2 separate regions of the Homo sapiens genome follow, and region 1 is linked to region 2. The links are chromatin contacts, found by Hi-C or POLR2A ChIA-PET in ENCODE. All regions are on one chromosome and are shown on one strand. The core of a region is the stretch at or near the end of the contact, and the rest is flanking DNA. Distances in the headings are between cores, read along the strand shown.

Evidence for each region. Hi-C counts contacts between places; a loop is a spot of excess contacts on that map. ChIA-PET counts read pairs that join two places held with the same protein, here RNA polymerase II (POLR2A). Pooled maps may share reads with other maps.
Region 1: a map of GM13977 shows a loop between it and region 2 (2.6-fold over the local background). The contact joins two enhancer-like sites. A Hi-C loop is called at or near these places in 1 of 168 maps with a recorded cell type or tissue (GM13977) and 2 of 50 pooled maps. POLR2A ChIA-PET finds 5 or more read pairs at or near these places in 2 of 52 experiments (IMR-90 and activated T-cell).

What each region holds. Positions count from the first base shown.
Region 1 is chr15:71,728,739-71,732,872 of GRCh38, forward strand. It overlaps THSD4 (thrombospondin type 1 domain containing 4), which reads left to right. Exons shown (of 18, transcript NM_024817.3): 10 at 2,383-2,479. Among named protein-coding and RNA genes, the nearest start is that of THSD4-AS2, 39 kb to the left of the region's middle. Within about 2 kb of position 1,958, at least 4 of the 41 ENCODE cell types and tissues checked have a DNase peak (open chromatin) inside an H3K27ac peak, as active enhancers do.
Region 2 is chr15:71,468,709-71,472,809 of GRCh38, forward strand. All of the region lies in intron 7 of THSD4 (thrombospondin type 1 domain containing 4), which reads left to right. Among named protein-coding and RNA genes, the nearest start is that of THSD4-AS2, 220 kb to the right of the region's middle. Within about 2 kb of position 2,768, at least 2 of the 41 ENCODE cell types and tissues checked have a DNase peak (open chromatin) inside an H3K27ac peak, as active enhancers do.

The sequences.
Region 1 (4,134 bases), core at 708-3,207, 260 kb after region 2:
TTCTGGACTGTTCTTTGGATTTTGAATCTTGTCACTTCTAAGGAACATACTCTGAACAAATAAGCAACAAATCATTGCCCATACTCAATAAAAACCCTTTGAGCAGAGCCTGTTGGAGGCACTCCTTGAATGCTTGGCGTTCATCTTTGCCTTTACTTCTGAATGGGCCCAGCTCACAGCAACCTCCAACTCCACCAGATGCTTATTACCTTCGGAGTTTATTGACCCAGTAAAACCAATTTTACTTGTTGAACCAAATCAGAGGCAAAACATGCCCTTTATTTCATGAGCATTGGATCTCCTCCAGGCACTTTCCTTATACTGCTAATTTGGCATGTTTTCTTTTTATGGCAAAAGAAAGCAAGAGCCTAAAGGAAGGCAGGACCGCTCCCAGCTCCCAGCCCTGTTCAGACTCTGAGAGCAAATGAAGAAAGGAGAGCTCCAGAGCCCTCCAGATGAAACAATAAAGCTGAGAGTCACAGTAGAGAGATTTACTAGAAGCTCCCTGCTTCATAGAAGACAAAACCTTAATTTCTTTTACGTGAAACTAAGATATTAAATTGCTCAAGAGTTTTAAATGGTCCTTACGTTCAAAGGAAACCACTAGAATTCAATCTTCTTAAAAGACCAGGAAATAAAGGGTGATAAGACATAAAAGCTTGAAATAACATTTTGATAAAAAGATTGAGATCACCCATGAATATACACATTATTTCTGTCCCCAAAGCTGAGCTGATTAACATATTTGCTGTGTCAGAGTTTTAGAAATATTATTAATTGCATTGTCATTACTTCTCCACCTACACACAGTTCTATGTCCTTTCCTCTTGGGCCTAGTAGACTCGAAATTACAAAGGAAGCCTTGTTGTAGTTTATTTTGGATTTTTTTTTTAGACTGTCCAGTTGGTTGGTTGAATCTGAATATATTTTAAATGGCATCAGAGGTAAAAACTCAGGTTGTTAAAGGCCTACTGTGGGTGGTCTAGGAATGGAAGCCAACAGCAATTTCATAAACGGGACAAGGTTTTGCACTGGCAGAATGCTCAGGCAGAAGAGGCACCAGAGAGGGAGGGAGGATTTCCAGCCACAGACCGAGAGGAAGATTGTGTGAAAAGGGAGTGAGGGGATGAGGGATACACAGCAGGAACCTGAGGTCACACAACCGTGTCCCTTGGGGATTCAGTGCCCACCACGTTTCTGCAACGCCGATGGTTTGATATTGGTTCCTGGGTAGGAGAATCCCAGGGGTTCTCAGGTCTGCCTTCCTTTGGGTAATTTATAAAATGAAGACCCATTTCATCAGTAGGGAGTGGCAAGAGATCATGGCATAAACAGGAAGAATAGACACAGGACCCACCATGCAGGAGTGACTCAGAGATGCTTCTAGCTGGAAAGGACCTTTGAAAGTGACATGATTCTAACCTCTTCCTTCCCCAAGGAAGAAATCAAAAACTGCAGGGTGAAGGGGCTTGCTCTAGGTTACACAGCTGGTCAATAGGAGAGCTGCTTTATAAAGCAGCAGAGACAGAAACATCAAACCCGACCGTGTCTCCTTGCACGGCTCATATTTACACTGTGGATTCTCATTCTGCTGCTGGGTTTAGCCCACCACCCTGCTCCCCATCAGGAAATCCATGGGCAGCAAAGACTGTGTGCTCTAAATCCAATAGGGAGGGACGTATTCTGTTGGGCCATGCTCATTTAATATGTTTTCAGCCCAGACAATGTTCAGCTGCTGACTTCCACAGTCCTACGTAGATTCCTGCTTGCCATCCTATTTTTGTCATCATTCCTAAGAGAATATGACCCAGCAAGAGTTGGGTCGCTTCTACTTGTTTTCCTGGCCCCATGTCTTTGTGTTTCTGGGGCTTTCCCTGAATAAGAGGGAGGGACCTGGGGGCCAGCCTCACCAGCCAGGTCAAGAACTTTGAGGGAACCTAAAGCATCCCGGGGTGGCTCTGTCCAGGAGGTCTGCTGCTTGTTCGCATGACTTTGTCACGCCACCTAGTGTTAAAACAGTTCTCCTGCAGTGTACACGTATTTATCTGTGTTGGATGTTTCAAGAGCACTGAGCAAAATCTAAGGACAGAAAGGTTCTGCTACCGTTGCTCCATCTTCTCCTTTGGAGTTTAGAAAATCTTGACTCTTAGCTTAGTCTTCTTCTGATTTGCTCGGCCTAAGTTCTTCATTCTTCAAAAGTAAATGACAAAAAGCCATCCAGGAATAACTTTGTTTAATCTGCCACAGGTTCACTGATATTACTGGATGCGTACTAGAGTGAACCAACCCAGTCATTTCTCAGTAGTTCTGCAAATGCCATTGAAACCCAGAAGGGGTGTGCATACGTGCCAAGTGCGGTAACACTGATTTTTGTGTCAGCAGATGATACACCAGCAGCCAAACCCAGGCGTGCACTACGAGTACGTGATCATGGGGACCAACGCCATCAGCCCCCAGGTGCCACCCCACAGGAGACCAGGTAGAATCCCTTGTCTTGTGGCCGGGGACTCTGGTCATTTCCTTGTAAAGCCTTCTCTCTCTCAATTCTTGTGCATCCACCCTCTGTCTCTCGGTCAACACAGAGAAAATTGAGGGACGCATATTTCAAAGCCAAGGGGCCTTGACATTGGAGCAGGCTTCACCATTTGTCTGAGCCTTCACTGATGAGACTGTTTCATTCACTCGATTCCAAAATGGCATGAGCATCCTGGGTCTGCCCTGCCAGTTCAACATTTGAAATGCTTTATACTAGTTTCCAGGCCAGACAAGGGGGCTCATGCCTGTAATCCTAGCACTCTGGGAGGCCGACGCAGGTGGATCGCTTGGGCCCAGAGGTTCAAGACCAGCCTGTGCAACATAATGAAACCCCTGTCTCTACAAAAAAAATTACAGAAATTAGCCAGGCATGGTGGTGTGTGCCTGCAATCCCAGCTACTCAGGAGGCTGAGGTGGGAGAATCATCTGAGCCCAAGGAGGTTGGGGCTGCAGTGAGCCGTGATCAGACCACTGAACTCCAGCCTGGACAACAGAGTGAGACCCTATCTCAAAATTAAGAAAAAACAACACAAATTTACTTTCTTAGAGCTCTGGAGGTTAGAAGTCTGAAGTGGGTTTCATTGGGACAAAATGAAGGTGTCATCAGGGCCCCTCTCTCTCCAGAGGCTCTAGGAGAGAACCCACTTCCTCGCCTTTTCCAACTTCTAGGAGCCACCTGCCTTCCTTGGTTCCTGGCCCCTTCCTCCACCTTCAAAGCCAGCAGGGTGGCACTTTCAAATCTCTCTCTGACCCTGGCCTCATCACATCTCCTCTCTGACTCTCATCTTCCTCTCTCTTTCCTTTATAAGGACCCTTCAGATTACACTGGGCCCACCCAAGTAATCCAGGATAATCTCTCCTTCTCAAAATCTGTAATTTAGTCTCACCTGCAAAGTCCATTTTTGCTATGTAAGGTAGCATGTTCACAGATTCCAGGGATTAGGATGTGGACATCTTTAGGGGGCCATTATCTGTCTACTATATGCCTTTTCTCTTGGTTCCCCTTTTGTTTCTGTTAATAATACTTTGACCTATAAGACAAGAATAATGAGTTCACACCTAACAATCCATGTTGAGTCTTCCTGGTGGGCTCTGCTTATGGACAGAGCAGGCAGCTTTCTCTCGGCTGGCACTGGGCATGGGACTGCTCTCTGAGTCTGCAGACATTTCTCTACCGGAGGATGATGGAGCCCACCACCCAAATGCAGGCAGTCTTTTCCTTCCTTAAAATAGGAAGGTCTGCAGAAGTATTCATGGTAATTATAGCTCACACACATTGAGTCCTTGCTGTGTGCAAGGGCTTAGAAACTGCTGTGCTGAGCTCTTTGCGTAGATTAGTTCTTTGAATTCTCATGACAGAGGGAGGTACTTGGAGGGAAGTACTATTATTAGCCTTATTTTAAGAGTAAGGAAATGGAAGCTTAGGAAGAGTAAGTTAATAATTGTCCTGATCTCACACCTGGGCAGTGACCTGAGGAGGGCCTGTGTGACCATACTTTGTGCTTGTTATATCACTGAGAGGTTACTTGGTCCAATCCCTACCCTAGGAGGAAATAAAGGCACAAGTGCCAAACCCGCCCCATCCATTCTTCTCTGAAC
Region 2 (4,101 bases), core at 1,518-4,017:
GGTCTCCACATTACTGGACCCTCTTCTGTCTTACTCTTTCATGCTTAGCTTCTATTTTTAAGATTATCTCATCATCTAAAGTGACTGCTGCAGCTCCAGCCATTACATATACATTCCAGCCAGCAAAAAGGGCATATGCCCTCCCTTTAAGAATATCCCAAAAGTTGCACACTACTTCTGCTCCCATCCTATTTGCCAGAACTTAGTCACATGACCACACCTAGTTACAAAGTAGACTGGGAAATGTAGTCTTTATTCTGGGCAGGTATTTGCGTGTCTGAAACCTGGTGGTTCTCTTACTGTGGAAGAAAGGGAGAATAAATATTGGAAGACAACTAGCAGACTCTGTCACACCTGTGACAATAAACATCCATCCCTTTTCTTGCCTTGCTTAATTTGACATGTGATTAGGCTCCCTCCAGGCCTCACATTTGACCTAAGATATTGTTTGGGTGTTCTTCTCAAACACCTGCAGCTCACTTCCAAAGAGAATTCTGCTTGATAAACTTTTCTCCATCTTCTAAACCGTGCTAACTTCATGTGTTGCACTGCCCAGGCCCTATGTGGTTGTCATGGCTTTGTCCTCAGTGGGCATCCTCAGATTGCACACAGGACTGGTTTCCACACACACATCCCAAGTTGTAGTTGACTTAACATTACATTTTCAGATTTTCCAGCTCTCAGAATGCAGCTGCAGGTTCACAAGTCAGCAACCCATGGAGAACAGTGAGACAGCAATGCGAGAATGTCCGTGGCCTAGCTCCCCTGCCTCACAGTCCCACGGACACTTGCTGGGGGCTGGCTTCAAGGCTGAGAAGCTGCCAACCAACTTCTTCTGAGAGCCCCCTTCCGGCGAAGTGAGGCACAGGTGGTATTTATCTACTAAGCAGCACCCACATGAATACATTTAGCCGGATATGTGTTCAACTTAGGCTCAACACATCTGCATCAAATATATCTTTGGAAGACTGCCCTATTTCGGCAAGAAGGCAGGAATTTCAGTCTGGTGATCTCCCTCCCCATGATCTCCACCATGCTGGTCTCGCTGTTGTATCCTTTCTTAGTGTCTCCTGTGGCACCTGACATATAGCAGGCCTTCTATCAATATTCGTTTAACGAATAGAAAAATGAACAACATGTGCTAAATGATATACAAAGACCATTGAGCCAATCTAGTGGGAGAACAACATACAGTTATAATAGAGAGGAATTCATACAATATAAATATGTACAGTGTCAAATGAGCACAGAGGAGATGTCCAAGCTGGATTTTAACATATAAATAGGAGTTCACTAGCCATATGGAGGTAGAGATGAAGGCAGAGGAGCCGATTTATGCAAAGGTGTAAAGGCATGAAACAATCTCACATGTTCAGGCAATAAGTATAAGAGGTTCCCTACCTTAAGAACTTTGTAGTTTATAAAGTAGTTTGTTTTTTGTTTTTGTTTTTTTAAATCTTTTCATTTTTTTTCTAGAAGTGATTCATAATTACTACTAATTTATAAGGAGTCAGAGCTTTGCTTTGGGATAATTATTTGCATTCAAGGGTTGTGGAAAAAACCTGATAGTTTGTTGGAGTTCTACCTATTCCCTACCTGAGGGAACCAATAAAATTGAGAATTTTTGTTTCTTTCCTAGAGGTTGACTACTTGGAGCCATGTGAATGCTGCACAGTCTCAATATAAAGGTCTTTTAAAACCCAAGTGATAACCACTGCTAGAAAATAATAACAGCAATTGCCAGCATTGCTATGGCAGAGTACTGTTGTAAGCATTTTATGTCTATTAATTCATTTAATTTTCCTAATGGTCTCATTAGGAGGTACTAGTATTATCACCGTTTCATAGGTGAGGAAACTGACAGAGATGTAGTGATTTGATCAAGATCACAAAGCTAATAAATGGCTGAGTGAGGATTTTATTATTTTTTTTTTTTTTGAGACGGAGTCTCGCTCTGTCGCCCAGGCCAGACTGCGGACTGCAGTGGCGCAATCTCGGCTCACTGCAAGCTCCGCTTCCCGGGTTCACGCCATTCTCCTGCCTCAGCCTCCCGAGTAGCTGGGACTACAGGCGCCCGCCACCGCGCCCGGCTAATTTTTTGTATTTTTAGTAGAGACGGGGTTTCACCTTGTTAGCCAGGATGGTCTTGATCTCCTGACCTCATGATCCACCCGCCTCGGCCTCCCAAAGTGCTGGGATTACAGGCGTGAGCCACCGCGCCCGGCCTGAGTGAGGATTTTAAACTCATATATAGTTTGAAAGTTTTGCAGTATGTTTAAAGTTATCAGGCTATTTCTTTTTGTTGTTGTTTGTTTGTTTGAGCTTGTCTGCTAAGCAGAGACAAAAACAAAAAGAACTTGCTGGTTTTGGGATAACCCCTTGGCCTTGATGCCTGTCGGTTCCTGCACATTCCTGTGCTGTGGGCCTCAGGACTTTGCTGCTCTCCTCCCATCCAGTCCCAGGCTACCCCTTCTGTGACCCATCCCCACTCATGACACTCAACCAGCTTCCCTTGGATGTGAGCACATGGGCCCTCTGCATGCTAAGGTTCAGAATTAATCACTAGGGCAAGCAGGTGGAGGTGTCCAAAAATCAGACTCATGGAGGGGAGGGACAGGTGACAGAGTTTCCAGAATGTCTGTGCCTTTACAGGAGGCCCTGACTCTCTGGGGTGGTAAATGTGCTTAATACTTTCTGTTTCATCTCTCCCACACCCCTCTTACTCACCTAGGCCAGCCCTGAGGTGTCATGCTGGGTCTTAAGGATACAGTGTGCCCCTCTGAGGCCCTCCAGCCACCACTTCCTGCTGTCCTCTTTTGCCTTGCCCTCACCCACTTTATGTCACTCAGTCAGATGTTTGTCTTTTGCAATGTGAAAGGCGAAGTATGATCAAGTGATCAGGAGCAAGGATGCACTGCTCAGACATGCCTGGCTCCACTTCCTGGCCCAGCCTCATACTAGATATGTAGCCTGAGGCAAGTCCCTGACACTTTTCATTCCTGTTTCCTTATCTATCAAGTGGGGGTCATAAAACCTTCCTTACTGGGTGGCCGGGAGGATTCAGGTAAGATCATCCATAGTGCTCAATCAACACTGGCTATGAGAGACAGGCTGTGTAGGGGTTTCAGAGCGTGGGATCTGGAGTCAGACCATGGGTTTGAATCCCAACTTGGCCACATCCAACCATGTGAGCTTAAGTACATTGGTGTTTTTGTTTTTGTTCTGAGAGAGGATCTTGCTCTGTCACCCAGGCTACAGTGCAGTGGCACAATCATGGCTCACTACAGCCTCAACCTCCTGGGCTCAAACAATCCCTCCACCTTAGCCTCCCGAGTAGCTGGAACCACAGGCATGCACCACCATGCCTGGCTAAATTTTTAAAGCTTTTTGTAGAGACAGGGCCTCCCTATGTTTCCCAGGCTGGTCTCAAACTCCTGGGTTCAAGTGACCCTCCTGCCTCAGCCTCCTAAAGTGCTGGAATTACAGGCATGAGCCACTGCGCCTGGCCTAGTAAGTTTTTTATCCTCCTCTGTAAAATGGAGTTAATAACAGTATCTACATGATGGGGTTGTTGTCAAGATTTCATGCTTATAAACTTAAGAGTCAAATATTTAAATGCTAACTAGTATGTATTAGGCCTTCAATACATATTAACCACTACTGTTTATCATTATTATCATCAACAGTTAATTCATTCTAGAGTAACTCTACTGCCTATCTGTGAAAGGCCCATCTGAGCAGGGATCCTTTCCAACAAGACTTGGACTGTCCCTGCAAGCCTTTAATTGTGCTCTCACTCATATTGCCCATTAGAACTCCCCCCAGTTGAAGATTTCTTTGCTCTTCTTAGAGAACAGAGGCTTGGCTTCTCTAACGGGCAGAGTTCCACAGCAGACAAACTAGAAAAAGTCTCCTGAGGAATTTTTCTTCATTCCAAGATGAATGTTCCAGAAACATCCCCTCTCCTGATGCGTCTTGGAAGTCCTGCTCGCTGACCTGCATGGAAATGGGATCTTGATTTTAAGAGAGGTTGATTTCACAGGAGGCTGACTTGTGTGTTATTCTCATAAAGCACATGTCATCTTAATTGAAACTGTGTGA